3 separate regions of the Homo sapiens genome follow, and regions 2 and 3 are each linked to region 1. The links are chromatin loops, found by intact Hi-C in ENCODE. Cell type or tissue: B cell. All regions are shown on one strand.

Region 1 (8,000 bases):
CCTGGCTTCCAGGGTGCTGGGCCTGAAGGAAACTGAGAAATTTTCTGGCCAGTGATTCTCAAAGCCTGGTCTGTGGACTACCTCTTCAGAATCACCTGGTGGGCTGATTATACCTGCAGATTCCTGGTATCCTTCTGACTTACTGAATCCTATTTGCTGGGGGTTCGGCCCAGGCAGCTACCATTGTTTATGAAGTTTCACAAGTGATTCTGATAGTTCTCAAAGTTTGAGATCCCTTAATCTAATTCAACCTCCTCGTTCTCCAGGTGTGAGGCCTGAAGCCTAGAGAAGCAAAGCAGCAAGCCTAGAGCCACAGAGCTAATTGATGGCAAAGCTCAAATGGGAACTCTGTTGCTCCTGATCACCAGAGCCGTGTTCTTCCCATTTGAATATGCTGGAAGCCTCCTTACCTGTTTGGAGCTATTTCCCCTGCCCCTAAAAGCCAAAGCCTGCACCTTTGATCCATTCCTGCATCCTGCTGAGGCCTTCTCCTTCCTGAGCATGCTCTGGTCACAGCCTCTGCAGGCTGGAGGCCAGGGGCAAAGGAAGAAAGACTCAATTCTCTTCCAAGACTTTAGTAACAGGTGTGGGATTGGCAAATGTGTAGAGAAGGAGAAAAGACACAGTTATACCGAAGGGGAGATTGGGGTTTGGTTTGTACTGCTCATAGCTAACTTTCATTGAGCATCTGCTATACACCAGATACTGTGCTAAGTCCTTCCTATACATTAATGCAAACTCCATGGAGCAAATATTAATCAGCCCTGTTTTGTAGACGAAGAAACTGAGGCTCATACAGGAGTGGTCATTTGGCCAAGGTCATATGGCTAATAAGAGGCCAAATCACCTCCATCAGCTCCATGTACAACCATGATCTTTGTAATGACCCAATGCAGTGTGAACTGTCATCCACTGTAAACCGAACAAGCCTGCAAAAGAACCCTGAGACCTTGGGAAAGAAAAGCAAGCTTCCCTGCAATGGTATGTGATCACGCCTGGGGAGTAGAACTTTTTCAAACCCTTTCTGCTTAACACTAACCATTGAAAATATTTCTGAAAGGCATTAGCCTGCAGGCCTGCTTTAGAAAAGATGACATGGAGAAAAGGTTAGACGGCTTTTGAAAATCTTTTTCTTTCTTTTTAAATGGAAACTCGATATCTGTTTGCTTCCTTTCTGTTTGCATTTTTCTCTTGAAAGCAGTGTGCCTTCAGAATTTATAGCTGTTTGAGGGATTTGGTTATATTTGGGTCTGACCTGAGACTCCGGTGTGATTGCAGGCATATGTGGTCCGCAGTATAGCAGCTGTTACCTCTCCTGATATCATGGCACATGACTGTGTCATGATAAACTCCCTCCATTCATTTTCTGTAGTGTCCCCCAGGGATAGGAGAAGGAATCAAAGCAGATCAGTGCCTCAGAGGAAGGACAAGGGATCCCCAGGCCATGTGGACAGCATGTGACAGATGCCCCCCTTTAGGTTTACCTGCTAACCAGACCTTGGCTTCTTCCTTAGAAAACATCAGGTAGCCTTTTGAACAATTCAGTTAGTAGGACCACCAAACAAAAAGAAGACGAACATGTTTTCATAAGAGGGGGAGGACGCACTGAATTCCATCTTACCAGGATTTGGTCTCTGTCAGCTGAGATGAGGGACAACTATAATTTGATTCTGGGCATTCCATAAATCACTAGAGTTAGAAACATTTTTGGGTAAAAACTAAAAATGTGTGACCCTCTAGTCATCTTCTCTTTCACATCTCAAGCTTTCAATAACTTAAAGGCTGGTTGGGGCTGTGTGGCTGTAAAATGCTCTTATTAACGGATAATGAACGTAGTATATCTGGGTGATAGCTGTCAGTGAAGAGGGGAGGGAGAGAATGCAGCCTCTGCAAAGCTCTTGAGAAGCGTGGCTTCTGCTCTAGCCCTGGAAATGCTGAATGAATGCTGCCTTTCTGTGTACGAGCTGCCTCCCTGCTTCCCAAATGCCGCGTCTGCAGTAACTACAAACTATTTTGTATGCTGCATTAGTGACGCTGCCTTAGCCGACACATCATTACTACTGAAATAACGCCGGTGTGATATTCAAGCCCAGTGAATATCCTTTTTAATTATTAAACCGAGGCTGTTGAGTGAGTCATTCCTCATACCAGATTTTCCTTCCCTGGTTCTATTTCCAGAAGCTAGTGCCTTAGCGTGTTCTACTAACACCTGAGTTGGTTTTTAGCCAGCTCCCCAATCTGCAAACCCTTTGCAGAACAAACAATATTATTCAATCTCCGAACACGCACAGACTGCATAAGAAACAAAACCCACAAAAAACTTTAGAGTAAGCTCATCAGTAAACCCAAGGTCCAAAAATGCCCAGTCCCCCTGCTGCTAGTCCCCAACTTACCAAGCGGTAGAGCGATGAAGAAGGGTAGCCAGCACAAGATGAACATACCGACCACAATGCCCAACGTCTTAGCTGCTTTCTTTTCCCTGGAGAACTTAAAAAGTTTGACAGCTATGGAACTCCTGGGGTTGTGGCCCTTGGCCTTGGTACTGCTAAGGGTGTCCTCGTGAAAGTTCTTGGAATGGATCCTCAGGGTCAGCTCCTTGGAGTTGGACATCTCCTTCATGACTCCTGCCTCTAGGTTCTTGGTGGTTCTCTTGGCCACTATATAGACACGGCAGTACATGACTAGAATGACCGCCAGAGGGATGTAGAAGGAGCCCAGAGAGGAGAAGAGGGCATAGAAGGGTTCTTCGGTGACCCCGCACTCCTTGTCATCGTTGGGTGCCGGCTCCTTCCACCCAAGGAGAGGCCCGATGGAGATGACGGTGGACAAGACCCAGACACTGAGCAGCGCCAAGATGGCCTTCCTCCGGGTGACCAGCGTGGGATACTGCAGAGAGTAGCGCACCCCGATGTAGCGATCGATGGAGATGGCGCACAGGCTCAGAATGGACGCTGTGCAGCACAGGACATCCACGGCTGCCCAGATGTCACAGAAGATCCGCCCCAGCACCCAGTAGCCGAGCACCTCTAGGGCCGCTGAGAAGGGCAGGACGGTGAAGCTCAACAGCAGGTCGGCCATGGCCAGGTTGACAATGAAGTAGTTGGTGGGCGTCCGCAGGTGCCGGTTGCAGGCCACAGACAAGATGACTAGGATGTTGCCCACGATGGCAAAGAGGATGAAGGCGCCCAGCACCAGGCCCACAGAGATGGCCCTGGTGATGTCCAGCTGGGGCAGTGTGGAGTTGCTCGAGGTCTGGTTGGGGCCAGTGAAGTTGGCATTTTTCAACTCTCCCCAGTGGGCAGGTGCTGATGTGTTGTGGCCGGTGTCCAGGTCGGGATTCATCTTAGAGTCCGCCCTCCATAGCCAGGGGGATGATTGGGCTCGGAAGGGCTGCGGCGAAGGCTCCTCAGCTGCCCTGAAACTTTGCTTCCCCCGTGGTCTTCTTCCCAGAGGCGCCCTCCTGGCGAGGAGTCATCTCCCCCGGGCAGCCCAGCCCGGCAGCACGTCTCCTGCCTGCACCGAGTCGCTCGCTCGCCTGTCAGAGGGAGGAGGAGGAGGAGAGGGGACGAGGCGGCAGCTCCAAGTTTAATGGTCCACGTCAGGCGCGCCTGGCCGGGCTCGCGGGGGAGCGGCGGGGAGGAGGGGGCGGCAGGGCCGGGGGCGCCCGGCGGTGCCCAGCTCGCTCGGGTCTGCGGACCGCGGCGCGTCCTCCGCCCAGCGAGCGCCGAAGAGGGTCTGCTTTCAATGAGCCGCTTCTGGGCTGACTGCACGGCGGTGACATCAGGCGGGGGAGCCCGGCGCCCTGACTCCGCGCGGCACTAGGGGGCAATGCGGGTCCAGCCAAGGCGCCCGCAGCCCCGACGCCGCCACCCCGCAAGCCGGGAAGCCAGCCGCGTCCCCCGCCGCTCCCAGGGCGCGCCCTCTGCGGGGGGCGGGGCGGGGGCAGGGGCCGCGAGGGCGGGACCTGGGCGTGGAGATCGCGGGTCACCCACCCCTAGGCGGCCCGCTGGGGTTATTTTCCCCGCTAGTCACTCTTCCGTGTCAAAGGTGGGTTGGGGGCTGCTTACCTTTAATAGGGGGCTCCCGGAGTGGGCCCCGGATTTAACGGGATATGCAACTTGTCCAGCACCTAAAAGAGGGAAAGAGAATTCTAGGATTGGGCAGGTGGGAGGGACTTGAGTCGGATCTGAGGCCAGCCCTCATCCTTCATCTGGCTCCCCTCGCCCCGTGCAAACTCTTTGGCCCCAGTAAAATCTGGCTTCTCTTCATCCTTTCATTCGCTCAGGCATTCACTCATTTATTCAGCCGATTCTTACGGAGTCTCCACTCTCTGCCCTGGCTCTGGGCGCTGTGAACATAGCAACTGAACAAAATAGACGGACTCCTGCCCTATAGGAGCGTAGCTTCTCCCGACAGAAGACAGACAGTATACTAAATAAGCAAATGATGAGGTGTGTAATGTGATGACAGGTGTTAGGCTGAAAATAAAGTAAGGAGGGGGAAATGCAGTGGGGTGTTTGTGGGGTGGATTTGAAATGTTAAGTGGGTGCTTGGGATGTCACTGAAGTGATATTTGAGGAAACATGAAGGGAATTGAGGGAGGAAGCTAGCTGGCTATCTGGGAGTGGGGGTGAGGGAGGTCAGAGACCTGGGGAAGGGACGTAGAGGATCTTGGTTATTTGTTGAGTTTTTTCCTTTCTGTCTGATATCCATGTTGGACATTCAGTCACAGGGACGCACTCCCAAAGGTGGGTGAATGGTACTTAGAAGAGAAAGTATGGGCCAAGAAAGAAAGAAAGAAAAAGCCAAAGAACTTTATGTTAGTTCACATTTATCCAACATTTATTTTGTCCTAGACAGTGTGCTGAGTTCTTTTTGCATTTTCTCATGACTCTCATGAGAGAAAGAATACACTCTTCACCATTTCTATTTCATGGATGAGACACCAAATTATGGGGAAGTTTAGCTGTTCGCCCAAGTTCACAAAGGCATGGAGGAGAGCTGCTGGGAACTGAACTCAACTGTGGGGTCTCTCCCAAAGTTGGGTACTCAGCTACTGTGTCATACTTTTCCCCCGGGGCAAGGTAGGGGATGGAACCACTGTTATAGATGGAGCTGCCTTTTGAGTAGTTAATTTTGGGGCCTGAGCCACTGGTGCTGGGCAGGGACTCCCATGAATTGAGCGCTTACTGATAGCCATGCATTTACTCAGTTTCTTTGAGACTTTACAATTCTTTGAGAGAAGCATAACCATTGTTCATTGAGAGATGAGAAACAGTGGTTCAGAGAGAGTCAGTTGATTCCTGAGGTCATAGGCTAGCAAATATATGGCAGAGCAATGGGCAGTGGCAGCTGGAGATTGAAAAGTAAAGCCTGATACCTTCTTTTACTCCAGTTCACAAGCCTGCATCTTGGGTTTCTCACCTTCTGCTCTTGATACTTGTTATAACTTGATATTCACGGGTGGGGAAAACAGAAGTCACTCAGGATGACTTACATCTAAGCTTCTCAACCTAGAGGTAAGCTCTTAACCTCTTTTTATTTTTATTTTTTGAGAAGGGAGGCAGGTGGTTATCATACACGTATCGAAGGTTTTAATTTACTCCCAGCAAAGTGCACAGACTCCACACATGTGCAAAATACACAATTTCAGGGGGTTTCCCTCGGGTTAAGAAATCTGTGGTAGAGACAGTCCTGAAAATGGATTATTTTCTATTATAATTAAATTGCCCTAAGCTGTATTTGAAGATTTGATAATAAGAGATTCACAAGTTTATAGTGATTTAGATCTTCAGAAGCTCTCAGAACCTTGGTTTGCTTATCTTCCTGTGTTGGAGGTGGTGCACTAGGGAAAGAGACTTGGCAAGATGGTCAGGAGCAGAGCTGGTTAGGAAACTCTGTTTCCCTGGCCTACAGGACAGTGCTCCTTCTGCTCCTGCAGCCACTCATGACCTACACAGTGGGGTGTGAGACTGGAAGAACTTGGCAGCCCTCTGTCAGGGGTCTTTATTAAAAGGAGAGGCTGTCATTGGTCCTGGGTGGCTCAGACTAGTCTGTCTGCAGATAGGACCTGGCTTAGATGATCTTTGAGATCCCGTAGCTCCAGGTGGTCAGCTTCTCTTGCTGGATAAAGTGGCCCCCGAAGGCACCTGCTATCCTTTCTCTCATGCATCTTCCAGGGTAGGGGTGAGAGTGAGGTATCATGAACTCAGTTCCCACCATTCCCAATGTATCATTAAGTCTAAGATAATGGGGCTTCTCTTGAGCTGGTTTACTTATAAGGGGAGAGGGAGGAGGAAGAGAATACCAGTAACCTGGCACGTAGCTGGCATTAGCACAAAGACAGGGGTGTAGGGGAGGGTAAGGGTGGGATAAAATAAAGAGCAAGTTCCAAATCCACATTTTGATTGTGGTGGCCCATTTCCCACTTCCCTGGGCATTAATTTCACCAGCTATTGAACAGCCAGCAACACACCATTGAATTTACTGAGGCTGTGTCTACATAATCACAGTAACCAGCTGCAATGTGAAAACTCAGCCTATCAGACATTTTTCTGTGGTGGCAAAAGGCCAGGATGAAAAAAAAAGAGCAAATCTGAGATTCAGAGATGGTTTATCCTCATTGTGAAAGAAAATAGTTTGTTACCTAGATGAGAACTTATGTCTTGATTCAGGTGTCAGGATGTGGAAGAAATTATTGAGCCAGATTGACAAGTTCAAAATCCTTGCAGATTTCAGACTTGTTGTCATTTACCAGTGTGTTTCGTGAAGGCAAAACAAAGATCTCACTGTAAGGGGAACAGGTATTAGCCTTAATAACAGCCGTGTAGCAGGACCCCACACAGCAACCTTTGCTAATGGTGCTTTCCTTGCTGCTCCTCCCCTTCCTTTGCTAGAGATGCCTCTTAACCCCTCTGGCTGATTTTTGACCCATGGACTTGACCATTTGTTTAGGTGTCATGAGAACACAGACGATATTTCATTTTCTCGGTACTCCCTGGGGCAAAGTCAAGCACAGAGCTCTGACTCACTCGACGCTTGTGGAAGAAGAATCTTTTCATTATCCATCTTATTGCATTAGAAACCTCTGATGTTGCAGAACTCCCATTTCTGCGAACCCTCCAGGGGAAGCTGCCACTGAAGTTGACCTGTAGAGAAACTGAAGCTATGGGAGATTCAAGGATCTGCTTAAGACATCTATGGGAGGAGATCTGTCACCTGTGATCATGCAATTTTTCATGGTGCTCTCTCTAGCTTTCAATTCGACCAGGCATATAGAGATGCATGTACTCTGTGTAAGCACCATGCTAAGTACCGTGGGTGAACCAAAGATGAATGAAACCAAGCAAACAATAACCTAACACTGAGCTAGGTGCTGTGGGAGATGATGATAATGCTAAAGCACCTTTCAGAGAGTACCTACTATGTGCCAGGCACTGTGTTAGGCAATCTATGTGCATTTACTCAAATTCACAACAATGCAACGGAGGAATTCTCTCCATTTTACAAATGAGGAAACTGACGTTCAGAGAGGTTCTGTGACATGGCCAAGGCCATTCAGTGAGTAAGTAGCATTGGTATTCAAAGCATTGTTGTCTGGCTCCAAAGCTTGCATCCTTCTCTCTGCACCAGACTGAGATTAAAAAAAGAAAAAGGCAGCAGAAGGTTCAATGTTAGCCTGAAGGAAATAACAGCAGAGAACAGAATGTGACCAGGCTCCTTAGTAAGGCAGAGGTCAGGGAGGGGAGGGAAAGGGAGAGCTGTCTGGGAGTAAAGGTTCCCCAGCGGAGCACCTTAGGTTAGTCTTCCTTGCCTTCCAGGCCAGCACTTGATCTGCTGAGGGAGTTGAGAGCTAACTTGGATTCTAATTGCACTTCTGTCATTTAATGTTTACTATGACCCTGGTCAGGAGAGTGAAGTGATGAAGAGCCTGGATCAGACACACCTGGGTTTATGTCCCAGTTCCACTAATTTATTAGCTGTGTGTTCTTGGGCAAGTC
Region 2 (8,000 bases), 630 kb after region 1:
TCTTGGTTGTCCATGTGTGAAATAGCTAGAAGGGGATGTTCTTACTGGAACACTCTGGAGAGGAGAAATGGAAGGGGGCCTTTGATCTATCTTCCTATGTGTGCAGACCTCTGCTGTGCCCCTGCTGGCATAGGCCATGCATGCCCAAGCTGGACACTTAATCCTGGGTCTAGCCTCTGGGCAGAAGGGTTGGGTGGAATCACAGGGGGCTTTTTCACTGTGGGCATAGGTGGGTGAGAAATATTTGTCATATGCTGACTTTGATATATTGAGTTCTCTATTCTTCAAATCACATCACTTACCCAGTGGTAAAGCTGGAAGGGCTAAGTTTGTGGTGCACACAGTCTTGCAGCTGCATGCTCCCATAGGGCAGGGGTCATATCTGTCTTCTTTACCATGGAAGATGTGGCACCTCACACGTGGCCTGGTATAGCACAGGGGCTCAATAGGTAGCTGGAAGATGATGCTACAAGGGAGTGAAGAAATGCATACCTTCTCCTGGTCACATTGAACATCTCTCATCTCCTAATGAGTCTTGTCCTTTCTACTTTTGCCCTTCGATAACCCATTCTCACACAAGAACCGGAATGATCCTTTTAAAAATAAATCAGGTTCTAAAATTAGCTTACAGTGATGGTTGTACAGCTCTCTAAATACACTAAAAACCATTGAACTGCACACTTCAAATGGGTAAATTTGTGATATGTAAATTCTATCTCAATAAGGCTGTTAAAAAAAATTAGATTGTCATTCTATGCTTAACACCCTTCACTGGTTCCTGACATTTCACGTAGAATTCGCCAGACTGCTTATGGTGATGTACAACATCCTACCTTTCCCACGGGCTCTGCCTGCCTCTCCAACCTCACCTCACACCAGGCCACAGCTTACCTCCCACTCTTACCTGAATCTGCCTACCTTGATCCTGCCTTCCACAATATTCTTCTCCATACTTTTGTACTTTTTTTCATTTCTTCCTTTTATTTGCCCCTTAAGATTTCCACATCCTCTCTCTGCACATTCCAAATGGTGGCTTTCATTCAGATCTCAGCTCAAATTCCATCTTCCCACCTTAGGTCATGTAATGTGAATCACCATCATTTTCTCTCATATTATTATATTTTTATAGGACCTCTATTTGAAATTATCTTGTTTCTTCATTGTTTCCCTCACTCAAATATAAGCTCTGTGAGGGTAGAAAAATCTTGTGTTTAACCCTTGAAGAACAGTGCCTCAGATATAGTAGGAACTAATAAATATACATTAAATGTTGACTGCCTGCTTCCTGCATGGTTTATTCTGCCAAACTTGTCAGAAAAAACAAACAAACAAACAAAACCCATGAATGTTTACACCTTAGCATATCTTTACAAGAAAAAAAGTTTTAAAACTCATTGCTTTTGAATGACTTTTCATTTTTACATGGCATGGCAAAATAAGCAAGCTTCTATCTGGGAACAATTGATTTCCAAAGTTAGAAGATTAAAATCATGTAAATATTTCACTATAAAAAAGGTATTATAATGCTGTTAAGGTTCAGTCATAGTCACTTTAAGGTTGGGGGTGGAGGGAGAGGGACAGCTGGACTTCCAGTCCAAACCAATACTAAATGGAATTTGCAGACGTAAAAGCAGCTGGATACTTACCAAAAGATCTAGGTCTTCAGAGGTTTCCTTATTCTCCTTTCCTTGATTATTTAGAAATCTTAGGAAAACCAAGATAGTATTTGTAAAATTATCAAGAAAAGTCTTCCTTTTAAGATTTCACTTTTGGTAACTATATTTCAGGAATGATAGGGCTCGATGATAGCAACATGCTCTGTGCTACTTTTAACATCTGACATTCATATAAGCCTTTGCTGCTTCCAAGTCCTTCCATGGGAACTGTCTCATTTGACTTTGCCACAGCCTATGGGAAAGGCAGACAGGTGCAGAATTTTTTTAAGTAGAAGGAAGCAAAAGTTAAATGAGTTGAAGTGACTTGCCCAAGGTCCTGTTGCCAATAAAGAGGGATTTTAGTCACATGTTTTTCTGACAAACCACTGGCTCTTTCAAAAGCCTTATTTAGGAAGCTACAGCAGTTCTCCTCACAGATTATCCAACAAGAAGTAATAGCAATCAGTGCTCCAGAGAATTAAGAACTGGGAATAAAAGTAAGAGGGATTTGTATTCAATTAAATAATTGATTTACCTCTAGATTCCTGAAAAGTCATCAGTTTGGCCTTTAGTGTAACAAATTATACACATACACTAATGTGTGTTCATCATAGCCATATTGGTTTATGGAAACATCATTAAAGCTTAGCAGTCTTTGTTTTTGATATTTTTAAGGTTTTGTTTCTACTGTTTACAAATGTTCTTAAAAGCTGTAAGTTCAGCTTTTAAAGCTTTTTGGAAGCAAACCAGCATTTTAATGAGTAACAGTTCATATCAGGAAATATCCTTATGTTTGCATTTAAGTGCTTGCTTACTTCCAAAGTGTTTTTACGAAATTATTAATGTGGGAGGTGTGCAAGATTTTAAACACTTTACATGGAAGCTCATTGACATTACTAGATAACTGACACCATTTTTAGCCCTACAGGATGCTTCGTATTGATTTCAGTTCTTATAAGGCACTAATTTCTCAGAAGTCTTTGCTAAATCTATGAAACTGATTACAAAAAGATTCTCTTAAGATTTAAACACTAAGCACTCTGAAGAGATGCCTGCAATCCCAGGATCACTGCAGCATTATTTACAATAGCCAAGATATAGAAAAAAACAAAGTACTTATCAAGGGATGAATGGATTTTTAAAATATGGTGTATATATATATGAATACTATTCAGCCTTAAAAAACTCAGGAAATTCTGTCATTTGTGACATGAATGAAGCTAAAGGACATTATGCTAAATGAAATAAGCCAGGTACAGAGAGACACAATACTATCTCACTTATACGTAGAAATCTAAAAAGTCAAACTCACAGAAGCAGAGAGTAAAAGCGGTTACCAGAGGTTGGGGAGGGCGGTGGTGGTGGATGGGGAAAGATGAGATGTTGGTCAAAGAGTACAAAGTTTCAGTTTAATAAGAGGAATACATTCTGGTGATCTATTGCACAGCATAGTGACTACAGTTAATAATAACGTATACTTCAAAACAGCTAAAAAAGAGGATTTAAAATGTTTTCACTACCAGGAAATGATAAATATTTGAGGTGAATATGCTAATTAGCCTGATTCAATCATTCCACATTGGATATATGTATCAAAACACTATATTGTACCCCATAAACAACTGTCAATTAAAAATTTAAAATATTCAGATGTCTCACCAAGACTCACGTAGCAAAACTAAATCTTTACATAAATATCTAAGCATTTAATCTTCACAGACATTTCTTGGGCTAGTTCATAAGAAGATTGAATTTTGATGTAAAATACTTCATTGGAGACCATAACAGTTCGTCCCTTGAGAGAGCTCTGTTGAGTACTTGGGATGAGAAAACTCAACCGTTTATTATTCATGTTTTATTACCATTCTGACCACCCAATTGTTATTAATACCTAAAAACCAAGCAATAACCTAAAATGCAACTAATCTGCGTTTTTTTGCATATCCTTTTTTCCCAGTCCCTATCCTGTAGTTCCTCTTCCTCTCAAGGAACTATTTTACTTTCCATGAATAAAAAATAAGTTTCAGTTGCTTACTGTAACAACCTGTTTTTCCATTCCTTACCTTTTACACTGAAGAGCTGCTATAGGTATCATTAGTCCAATAACTGATTTCGGTAACAAAGACCTGAGGGGAAATTAGAAACTTCCCTCTGAATCAAAGATTTACTGATGTTCTGTAGTTTTTAGGCTAAATATACTTCGTATAATACTGTTTTAATGCTTAACACATGTATCTGATAAAAATAATTTGTGGTTTCACCAAAATATGCATCCAAATTAAGTGATCTATTGATTCAATTGTGTGTGCCACACACATAGATATATAGAGATGGAGCTGTTCAATAAGCCATGAGATGCAGAAGACAAATGAAAACTCCCACACTCTATAATGGTATTAATCACATATAGCACGTTATCTCAACAAGCTCAATGACAATGTTCTCCGGAGTGGCTTAATTAAGCACAGCAGCTAAGAAGCTTTGGTTTGGGCACCACCTAATGGCAGAATATGTTTTTGTAAAATTCTACTTTGCTCCCTGTGATTTGCTAACTTTTGTATTTTAGTTTATACTGATTTCGAAAATGTCTGCCCGTTCTTGACCTATGTTAATAGTTTAAGTGTTCCATTTTCTTGAGAAGATTAAGCCCTTTCCGTGCGTACTTTGGAATAAGTTGTCTTTTACAGTGGGAAAAATGTACCAATGAAAAATGAATACTCTAAAATTTCTGTTCTATCCTTAAATATTTAAATTTTACTTCATAATTAAGAAATATATTTTAATTGAATCACTTTAGAGTCCTCAAACTCTTCTGCACTGTATATCCTCAAAACCTGTCACAAAGAAAATAGTATATATTTCTGAAAAAAGGTACTTATTAGAATTAAGTAATTTTATGTATCTGATTAGCTGCTAAAACTACTCCTGAATGTATAAATAGTGATATACACACCTTTAACATCACCATACACATTTAAGTTTTTGCAAGAGATCCTTGCCTGAATATAATGTTCATTTTGTCATTCAACAAAGAGGTAAAATATATGTGGTAATATAGAACAGATAACGAATGTTTTAAGAAAAGATATTTATTATTTACACCACTGAAATTAGTCCTGTAAGAACAATATACACCATGTTTCTTTAAAAGGATCAATTCCTTTCAAATACAAGAACTGTATAAAGCAATATTGTCAACACAAAACAGTGGTCACATTACGTATCTGCAGGCTTAAGCATTGCAAATAATATATTTTTTTAATCTTATGGCTAGATATTTTCACTGAAACAGTGTTAGCACTTAGACAAGATATAGCTGGAACAGAACAAAAACTTTTTGTTCATGCTTTTTAGGAATGAATCAGTGATATGTCCCTTTTAAAAATTTATTGCCTTTAACTGCTTTTATGACAATGGTTTTAGGAAGATTCTACTTAGCCACCAAAAAGAGACTCATTCTTGTTCCTTAGTTTTTATTCTTCAGTCTTCTGTTTCTCATACTAAGACACAGCTGTGTCAAGACTGACATTTTCCAGCTTTACTTGGACATGTACACACATACAGGCCTAACTGAGACCGCTCAGAATTTAGAAATGTAACTAGTGGCATACAGAAGAGAAATTGTGTCTATGACAAAGAAATAAAAAATTCTTGGTAATTTTAAGCATAGCAAACTAGGTTCTTTAATTAAAAAGTTTTTTTTTGTTTTTTTTTTTGGTTTGTTTTTAAAGGGAAAAGTACTAGTTTCAACATGGGTTTGGTTTTAGATTTAGTCAGACAATAACACAATGAGACAAAAACACAAAACATAACTTGTTTCCAAAGTCACAAAATGACATTGTTGAGTATACATTTTTCTCCACTTTGTGTGTGTGTGTGTGTGTGTGTGTGTGTGTGTGTGTGTGTGTGTGTGGTGGGAGGGTGGGGTGGTCAGTAACCAACGCTGGAGAAAATATTTTTCAAGCGTAACAGAATATTCATATAGGGGACAAGCATTTTTTAGCATATTGCTATCATCTTCAAAAAATATAAAATTAAATTTACAAAAAACTGGAAGACCAAGTATAAGCAGTATGGTATTTGCTTCAGTGTCCAGCACTATCATAATGATTTCTAGCATAAAAGCAAGAAGTTCTTGGATCTTAAGTATCTTCAATAACTGCCAGTATAACTTGTAACTACTGTCCTTGCTTCTTTGAGAGATATCTGCAAGAAATAAAATAAAGATGTCAAAGCTGTATCATGCTAAATTCATGAAGATAACCTAACTTTGCTCCCAAAGGAGTTTGTTCTAATGACAAAACATTTCAAGATGAGTATTCTTAATAGTCACTTACATCTACTGATTATGTGCACGCACAGTTCTAAGTACATGTATTAATTCATTTAGTCTTCACAACAGCTCTGAGGAGTTACTATTAGAATTATTCCTATTTTACAGGCACAAAGAGGTTAAGCAATTTGCCCAAATTCACACAGCTAGAAAGTGGAAGAGCCTAGATTCAAAACAAGGCTCCAGAGGTCATACTCATTGACTACCACTCCATACTGCCTTACTTCCAATGTGAAAGTCACTATATTAACTAGTATTGTAACTTCCAAATACAGATCAAACTCCATAAAGATCTTATTTTTGTTACATCAAGACAGTGGGCAAAAGATGCTAAAGGTCTTTGATCAAGAGTGTAAAAGATATAAGACATTACTAAGCAAACAAGTGTTTTTCATATTGTTTAATAGAAATCTACCACTAAATTAAAAACTTGATCTCTATTTCTAACATTTACAAACTACTATAATTGGTGGTGTGGGGATGGGGAAAGAGTTCCTAAAATCAGCAAACTTGGACATGTTTTGCTGGTACAATTTGCTCACTTTGTGGCACTGCACTAAGTATTTACTATCTCCATGACTCAGTTACATCATTTGCAATTTAAAGATGGGGGTAAAAATGTCTGCTTTATCTTCCTATTAGGATTATAGACTCTTAGAAGACTTGTGTCAAACTGATCTGAAAAGTCAAAAGTGGAATCTGAAAAGCCAAAGTGTTATTATTACACAAATAGTTTCTTTTGGTGCTGTATTACTGGAACCAGATCCTCAAAGATCTAATTCCCCCCCAAATACTGTAATACATAGTAATACCTTCCACTTCTCTGGGGACTTTTCTCTGTCTCAAAACCTTGATGTTTATAGGCAACGTCTATATAGATTTGTGCAAACATTTGGGTTTAGATAAAAGACTGAAAGACTATATACCAAGATGGTAACAGTGGTTATCTTTAAAAAGGAAAATTATGAGTAATTGTTTTTTTAGTAGGATAAACTTTTCTAATTTCTCTGCTACACTCAAGTTACTGGTAATTTTTAATACTATTTATGAAATTTTTACATGTGTTTTATCTTATCCTGACATTAAGTTACAGTATGAGAAGAGGGATTATATTCCATGTGATTCATAAAGGAGTAGCTTACCTAACATCACAAAATAATTTACAGGCAGCATCACCAACATATGCTAGTCTCTCAAGTTCTCTCTTCTAGAAGTATTAAAGAGTTTACAAGAGGTATGTTTATGAACAAGTTAGAGGTTAAGATGAAAGGGGAAAATACTTTTGGGGGTAGGTCACTGGATTAGAAAATGTTTTTAGAAGTCACCTATTTTAAATAAAAATTAAGACAGCTATATATATACTGGGGTCACTGATGAAAAATGATAATTTTTTCTTCATTGATGTAAAGAGAAAATAAATAAGCAATTAAAACTTACCTTTCCCAATATTTGTGATTTAGATCCAAAAAGTCATCTAATTTTGCTATCTCCTTGAGGTACTGAGTTAATTTTAAAAGTTCTTTGTCTTTATCACGATTTAGGTGCGCTTTCATAAAAGGCCTTATCTATTAGGAAACAAACATTACTCAACACATCACAATGTGATAAGGAAAACTAACAAATCTATACTATCATTTCAATTAGAGTTAATGAGGTTAAAATATCACCAAGAACATAAATACTAAAAATTACTTTTATATTAGCCTAAATAGAAAGTCATGTATAATGTTTACAAATTACAAACTCTTCTACCTATTTTACCTAACATTATCTTTTCAATCTGAACCTGACAACACCAGCTTTCTTATTGCACTTGAATCCATACACAGCTACTCTACTTTGCAAAACTACTTAGCCTTTCCCGCCTCCTATCATTCTAGTTGCTTCTAATTAATTTCATTCACATTATTTTATTCATAAAAATTTAACCCCAATACCAGCTTGATCTAACAGTACAGTGAGATAAATTTTAACGATGATTTTTATTTTATTTTTCTATTAAATTTTTATAT
Region 3 (8,000 bases), 470 kb after region 1:
ACAGCAAGAAGCCCTGCACCTCTACAGGCAACCCGTGGCACAGGGACACATATTCATTTTGGTCTGTTTAAGAAATTGATGCATAACGATTGTGCATATTTATGGGGTACATACAGTGTGATGTTTTGGTACATGTATGCATTGTGTAATAATCAGCTCAGGGTAATTAGTGTACCCATCTCTGCCAGCATCTACCACTTCTTTGTAGTGGGAACATTCAAAATTCTCACTTCTAGCTATTTTGACATATAAAACACCTTACTGTTGACGTAGTCACCCTACTGTGTGATAGGACACCAGAACATTCTGGTCTTCACCGACACCTTCTCCTGGAAGTGCTACTGCCATCCCCACCTTATGAGAATGGGCCCGGGCTTCTGGGTGCAAACCACCTCCCTTACCCCATCAGCTGAGAGTTCACTGATGCTGTGAGGAGCCAAGAGAAACTTCACTCTCATGTCATTTTGGCTCCAAGCATTCCCCGCTGAGGTATTGGAGCTTTGCCTGCAGTTTACCCCTGAGGAGTGAATCTGGATTCTCTAAATTAAGACCCATTTGTTTACGAGATAAAGAACCAAATTCTAGCTCCTTTTGGAGTGAGGATGATGATCCATTCCAAACAAATCCCACCCACCAGACCTCCCAGCCCCTTCCCTGGTTTGTTTCCATCCATGTCACTTTCCCCCATCACCTAACTTAGGTATTTGATTTATGTGCTCATCAGCTGTTCCCCTTCCCCAATGCCTGTCATCACCAGTATAGTGAGGGGGCTCTGTGAGGGTAAGGATTCACTCTGTTCTGTACCCCGCTATTTCTCTGATGCCTAGCACATTCCTTGGTACATAATAGGCTCCCCACCTGTGTCTGTTGAGTGAATAATATGTATAAATGAATGAATGAATAAATGCACATACTCCCTTCTTTCCTCCACAAACACATGGAGATGAGTCTCCACTCTCATCACTACCTTGGTGATTCCCCTTAATTCCATGGCAGGGGATCCCCTCTGGTGCCCTTTATACCTTACTTTTCTCCAAACAGGATTTCTGTGTGTATGCCAACATCAGCATCTGGTCCATCTGTGGATATTGCCTGGGGCCCTATAAATGTCCCTCTAGGACCAAGGCAGTTTCTGGCCATAGAATGAAACCAGCCATGACTCCATTGATTCCAAAACCCACATAAACAGAACTACCAGGGGCCTGGGGTCCCTGCCCCCTGCAGGCAGAAGTTCTCAGGTTAACAAGAGCCTGAGGCCAGGACCTTGGCTGTGGTGGTGTTGGAGACACCCAGGGTCCACCAGCAACTGCTGCCTGGGGACAGACTGGAGGAGAGGTGGTGGCCTGGAGACTCTGAGGGCAGGTGGACGTGGCGCAGCATGAAGGGTCAGGATCTGGACTCCTGTGTTGATTCCACCAGCCCTGGTAAACCATTCAGAGCTCCTGAGCCTCACCTATAACCAGCTGCCTTGTGGGGCCATTAGGAGAAACAGGATGGGCTTCACAAGAGCCCATCTCTTCATCTGTCCCCTGCTCTTTTCCCCAAGAGAGGGGAATAGCACAGCAGTGAGCAGCCCAGGCTGGGAATGAATCCTCCATCTACCACTTGCTCACTACATGACCTCCCACAGGTTTCTAAACCAACCTTCTGCCTCAGTATTGTTTAAGGGTCTGGCACATGGTTAATGAACAGTTTTTATGAAATGTAAAAGAATGCAAGAGAGTAATCTGATCCCAAGGCGGGAGTGAGAAGAAAGCTGGGTGTGGCGCAAAGGTAGATTCTTACTGTTGGTGTCTTAGAACTTGAACATTGTCCTGTCCCCACTATTCTCCCCGCTACATTTCCAGGTCAGGGGCATATTGATGTGCAAACCTCTGGCATGGCTGGGCTGCTGGCCCTGGGATCCTCCGAGAAGCCGCAGGTACTAAAGCCTTTCTCTTAGTTGTGACTGAATTGAGATCCATATGTGCTCTCTACCCTGTGGAAGTGGAGTCAGAGAGATGGCAGTTTAAATTCCAGCCCTGCCACTTAGCTGTGTGACCTTGGCCAAATCAGTTACCCTCTCTGTGCCTCATTTTCCTAATGTGTAAAATGCAAATAATGATAGGTAGCACCCGCTCATATGGTGGCACATTACTGGATACATCCACATCCCCAAAACAAATGCCATGCTCTCCAGTCTCCTTGTCTTTGCATTTGGTCTTTCCTCTAATACTCTCTTCCCTCCTCATCTCTGTCTGCCAGAACCCAGACTAATCCTCAGGGCCCTGCTCAAATGACCCCACTTCTGGGAAGTGTCTCCAGGTGTTTCTATCGTGTGTGGCCTCCTCTTCCTTCTGGTATCCTGGACATACAACCTTTCTATGGAAGTCACCCTGGCATGGGGTGAATGATACACATATGTTATTCCTAGCCCCCTTCTTGACCATAAGGGTTGGAATCAGACCTGGGATTGACTCCAGCTTTGCCACTTAATAGCTGTGTGACCTTGGCTAGGTTACTTAAGTTCTCTGATCCTCAGTTTCCCCATCTGTAAAAAAGATGTAACAAAACACCTACCTCATAAGGTTTGTGGCAAGGATTAAGGGAGGTAATGCCTACAAAACCTTCAGCACAATGCTTAGCACATCGTATGTCCTTAATAGGAGTAATGATTATTAGCACTGAGTAGGTGCTGAGTCTGAAAGGCTTTCACTTGAAATTCATTCCTTAGGGGCCCCCTCCAATTCAGATAGCTTCCAAAATGCACATCTTGGGGTTAGTGATGGCCCCAGGGAGGGGCAACTGGTGAATTCTCAGTAAAGACTTAGCTGCTCTTTTGACATCAGAACTTTTGGTGCTTAATGGAACAGCAGAGAAGAGAAGACAAAGAAACAGAAGCTTGAAAGGAGTTCCAAGGAGACCCACATGTTCTGTGTTTAAACCTCAGGACAAACTTGCAATGTCACCATTGATGACCCTGAGATTCAGAAGAATTAAGTGACTTACTCAAGGCCTTACAACCAGTGGAGACATACCCAGATCACTTTTACTCTAGGGCTCATGGAGAGAAGAGGCGGTAGGTGGAGGAAGGGGAGAGAATGCTCATCCAGCAAGAGCACACACTCTCATTATACAGCAGGCAAAGCAATCTGTGGAAATGTATGGTCTTATTTATGGAAAATTAATTCAGCATACAACTTCATCATAATACCATTTCTCGAAACATTAACTCCCATCAATGTTGTAAAAGTCTGAGAAGCTACAAAATGTCTTTTTCTAAAACCTCCTATTATCTATAAACATCCACTTTTCAGGCCAACCAAGATTTCCCTCCTCTCCCGTTTGCCCTGTTGGTTTTAAGTCTAGAAAGGTCTGGAGTGGCTGTACGTGTTAATGGGGCTTGAGAAAGGTTCTCATCAGCCTGAAAGCCCAGGGGAAAGCAAAGCTCACTTTAACTGCTCTGTAAATTAGAGTCTCCCTTTTTGGTTTAAATCCACAGACACAGATGTCTTACCTTCACCAGTCCTAGAAACGGTGGTGAAGAATTCTTCTTTCTCTTGGCCGATATTGCCCTCTAGTGATCCAACTCTACTTGAAAAATAGAAAGAATCCATGAAATAGACAAATGACTCCTTCACACTCACTGGTTCACTCACTCACCTAGCCAGCCTTCCCGCCACTCACTTTCTCATCATTGGTTACAGGCCTATTAGGCACCAATCAACATGGATTCTGGGATGCCCTAGGTGTTGAATGATTCACCTGCAAAACCTAAGAGTCTGGAGAAAATGGCCCACATCTGCAATCCCAGCTCTGCCTCTTAAAGCCCCAAAGACCCTGGGAGTGGGAGTTAGTCCCCCAGGCTGGACCTGTTTCCTCACCATGGAGTAGAAATACCAACTTCTCCATCTTCAAAATATACAATATAACATGCATATCCTCTTAATCTTATCTTTTTTATTATTTGTAGAGATGGGGGTGGGGTCTTACTAGGTTATGTTGCCTGGGCTGGTCTCAAACTCCTGAGCTCAAGTGATCCTCCCACCTTGGTCTCCCAAAGTGCTGGGATTACAGGCATGAACCACTGCACCTAACCTTATCTTTATTTTATTTTCACAACCAACTCCTGGAGCACACTTAGATTTTTATCACAAAGAAAAAGCAGAGAAGCGCCAGGCACAGTGGCTCACGCCTGTAATCCCAGCACTTTAGGAGGCCGAGGCAGGCACATCATGAGGTCAGGAGTTGGAGACCAGCCTGATCAACATGGTGAAACACCATTGCTACTAAAAATACAAAAATTAGCCGGGTGTGGTGGCGCGCACCTGTAATCCCAGCTACTCAGGAGGCTGAGGTAGGAGAATCGCTTGAACCCGGGAGGCAGAGGTTGCAGTGAGCTGAGATCGCACCACGGCACTCCAGCCTGGGTGACAGAGCGAGGCTCCATCTTAAAAAAACAAAAACAAAAAGAAAAAGCAGAGAAGCTACTAGGTAAGCTCAGAAGCCTTAGGTTCAAATCCTGGTTCTGCCAGTTACCTACTTTGTTACCGTGGGCAAACTACTTAACCTCTCTCTGTCTCTTTTTTCCTGTCTGTAAAATGAATAGGATTGAGAACAGTTTAGGTTTGCAAACTTTGGTATAAGCAAAATTCCCTGGCAAGCTTATTAACAGGACAGACCCTCCTTCTCAAATTTAACAATCTGGAAAATCTGAAAATGGCCCTGGACCTTCTGAGCAGTTAACAAGCTGCCTAACAATACACAACAGCCACTGAGAGCAAGTGCGGTTGAGCCAGCGCACCGGTCCTCAAACTTGGCTGCACATTGAAATCAGCTGGGGAGCTTGAAAATGCTGACGGCCCCTCACACACCCCCACTAGATTCTGACATAACTAGTCCAAAGTAAAGCCTGGCATTGGGATTTTTAAGAATTGCTGGAGCAATTCCCCTGTGAAGCCAGGGCTGAAACCCCACTTCCTTAGCCCAATGCCAAAAAAACTTAATAAATGTTGAAAGAAGTCCTACCAATACATCCACATCATGACTCAAACACTATGCTTTTATTCAACACTAACAACAAAATAGTAAGCCTCTATCAGGTGCCAGGCACTGAAGATAGAGCCATCATCAAGCCAAAACAAAAAGACAGAAATCTCTGTGCTCAGGGAGATGGCAATAATGCTGCAGGCCAATTTGTCATTTTGCACTGGGCCCCCAAAATTATGTAGCCATCCCAGTGAGTTGGGGCTGCATATCACAGATGGCCTTACAGCTCACAGTGAGAACTCTTTTTCTCTTTGAGATGGGAAGCATTACAACTCCCACAGTTTTCTGTCTTGGAAAAGAAGAGATTTAGAGATGCCACTGCAGCTTTCAGGAAAGTTACTGTCTGATGATAAGATTTCAGGCAGGGAGACCTGGGTGAGAGAAGACATATGTGAGGCAGCGGGACCGGCCCTGACTGACCACATCCCTTATGTCTGTCAAGTGCCCTCTGAGTAAGGCTGAGCGGGAGATGAACAACCATGGCCAGAAGCTGGTGGCTCCTGCTTCCTCCCCTCCCCCAGCTGCTGTCCTGCAGCATGCAGCCTCCTCCCATCCCAGACTCAGCGGCCAGCTGCTTCCAGCTGTAGAGGCAAAAATACTTACTCGTAATCAGGATTTTGGCTTTGCACCTGCTACCTTTGCTGGGGCTGAGGCTAATTCTAAGGCCAGGGATGTAGAGGGTGGAAGGGAAGCCCTTTTGGATTACTGTAGCTACTCAGTCAACCCCCAGCTGCTCATTAGCACCTATGAATGAAGCCCGGGAAACCTGGTGAAATCTTGTTAAGCCGCTGAGAGCGCAGGAGGAGGAAGGATACAGAGACCTCTCCTGGTCGTCCAACCGAAAATCAATGCTTCCATCACTCTCTCTCCCCTTGACCCTGCATTATCTTTATTCATAGCACCTACGGCGAGCTGACATTTTACTCTATGTTTGTTCACTTCTAGTGGTTTTCTTAAAGATGGAAGATGGGTTAGGTGAGCTTACAGGACCCTTTCCCACAGAGTCAAATGGTCTTCTCCATCCCCACCCCGGAACGGGGAGGGCAGGGACCTGTCTGGAGCCCCGAAGTGGGGCATCAAATGAGATCACAAAAGAGCAGCCCAGGCACAGTCATCAGACCTGTCCTGTTTGGCCTGCAGAGGTGTTGTTGTTGTTGTTTGCTTGGTTGCTTTTTGTTTTTCTGCAAATGGCATGATTCCACATTTAAAACTAAGGACGCGCAACCTCTCTGGAAAAGCTAGATAGAGACGGTGGGTGCCGCATCCTCACACAGCGCAAGCTGCTTGTTGCTGACGTGCTGCTGCCCTTTAACTGGGCTGGGCTCTTCGAGACCCCATCGCCTCTGGGCTGCCCAATTTTTTCCATTTTCTGCCCAGCCCTGAAGGCCTGGATTCCACACCCCTCCCCTCCCTGTCCTGCTGGCTTTGCTCCTTCTCCCAGGCCTGGGGGCTTCTGTGTCCCCTCCTAGTGGTGGAGCTCAGGTTGCGCTGGGCAGCATAATTTGCCTGGTGGACCAAGCACCACCAGCTTCACCCTCCTCACCAGTAGCTGCCAGCCTCCCCGACCTCAGAGCCACAGCTCTGATCAGCCAAGGTCACCTGGGAGTCACTCGGCATCTCTCTTATGCCACCACATGGTGAGCCAAGGAGTTGATTCCTTTCTCTCCTTCCCTGTGCAGTTTCTAAGAATTTGGCCATGAGAGGGATTTTATTCAGGTCACCAACAGCCCCACCTTTTACTCAGCCTGATAGACATAAACCCCCAGCCATTATTGTCTCTGGTCCCCTCCACCCTTCATTTCCCAACCCCCCCCCCCTTAAATATTTCTCAACCAATCTTATTTCTTTTCATTTTTCTCTGTGGCCTCAATCCTCCAGCCCTGCAAATCTACTCAACTATCTCTGGCACGCAGCCTGTTCCTTCTTATTATTAATAAGACTGAGAATAATGGATAATAAATAAGAGCTTGCTATCAAAGGGCTCTCACGCCATCGACCCAGAGCCTCACAAGAACCATACACTGCAAATGCTGACATGCAGAGTGTAAGTGACTTGTCTATGATCAGCAGCTAGTTAGTGGCCGAGCCAAGTCAGGAATCTATTTTAAGTGGTCTTACTTGTGGCTTATCAGGAAATTATCATTTTTAAAAATAAGCCAGTGAAAAAGACAGCTGGGATTTTAAAGTATGCTTTTATTACATTTCAAGGGCAAGATTTATTCCACTCCTTAGTATTGTAATTAAAGTAAATGAAATAGGATTTGGTATTATATTTGCCTTTCCAACAACCTTTTGGAGACACCTGCTTTGCTCTACAAAGGGAAAGCCATCTGCTCATGTATTCATTGCATTAAATACCCACTCACTCACTCAGTCCACAATTATGTGTTGCCCTCCTACTGTGTACCAGGCCCTGGGCTCAATACAAGGCACACACTGGTGAGCAAAACAGGTCTGCTCCTGCCCCCATGTGCTTAGAGTCTAGTGATAAAGTCAGGTGTTAAACTAAGATGTGCACCAAGAATGTATGACCAGAAATATGTTAAGTGCCAGGAAGGAGAGGAACAGGGGCTCTGGTAGCCTCTAAGAAAGGAATCGACCTGGTCCAGAAGTTCAGGAAGGGCTTCCTGGGGAAGTAACCACTGCCCCAGGAGACAAGAAGAAATGAACACAGGGAAGAGGACAGGGAAGGAAGTGTGTAGGGGAGGCAACAGAATGTGCAGCGCCCCATAGCGCATGGACCAAGCACAGTGCCGTCGTTGGGGAACTGAGAGTCGCCGGGGGAGTATGGTGTGTGACCAGGCAGCACAGGTAGGTGGAACCAGACTACCCAGTCTTGTGAGCCCAGGTAGGGATCTAGGTCTCTTCCTAGGGAGCAATATAAAACTGCTCAGAATAGGGATTGACCTGATTGGATTAAATCTACTTAGGTGCTGGACATTTGGGGTGGCACAGGGAAAAGAATGTCTCAA

Evidence for each region. A loop is a pair of places that touch in the nucleus more often than their neighbours do. Peaks named below come from ENCODE experiments on the same cell type or tissue, not always from the same donor. Only the 100,000 strongest peaks of a DNase experiment are listed, where the experiment ranks them.
Region 2: it touches region 1 in a loop (21-fold over the local background); 17 of 110 quality-filtered maps call a loop at or near these places.
Region 3: a loop joins it to region 1, with 31 times the contacts of the local background. A loop is called at or near these places in 71 of 110 quality-filtered maps.

What each region holds. Positions count from the first base shown.
Region 1 is chr5:159,912,248-159,920,247 of GRCh38, reverse strand. It overlaps ADRA1B (adrenoceptor alpha 1B), which reads right to left and starts at 3,766. Exons shown (of 2, transcript NM_000679.4): 1 at 2,394-3,766. The coding sequence starts at 3,342. RefSeq lists enhancers at 2,576-3,192, 3,193-3,809 and a silencer at 3,873-3,932. In B cell, a CTCF peak has its summit at 3,823 (motif pointing right); a DNase peak (open chromatin) is centred at 3,807; H3K4me3 peaks cover 1,051 bases; H3K27me3 peaks cover 3,893 bases.
Region 2 is chr5:159,282,765-159,290,764 of GRCh38, reverse strand. It overlaps UBLCP1 (ubiquitin like domain containing CTD phosphatase 1), which reads right to left. Exons shown (of 11, transcript NM_145049.5): 10 at 7,426-7,553; 11 at 4,729-5,861. The coding sequence ends at 5,834. Among named protein-coding and RNA genes, the nearest start is that of UBLCP1, 23 kb to the right of the region's middle. In B cell, CTCF peaks have their summits at 3,944 and 4,146 (motif pointing left); a DNase peak (open chromatin) is centred at 4,134.
Region 3 is chr5:159,440,220-159,448,219 of GRCh38, reverse strand. No RefSeq gene overlaps it. Among named protein-coding and RNA genes, the nearest start is that of LINC01845, 22 kb to the left of the region's middle. RefSeq lists a silencer at 7,867-7,916. In B cell, CTCF peaks have their summits at 3,563 (motif pointing left), 7,562 and 7,777; DNase peaks (open chromatin) are centred at 3,549 and 7,839.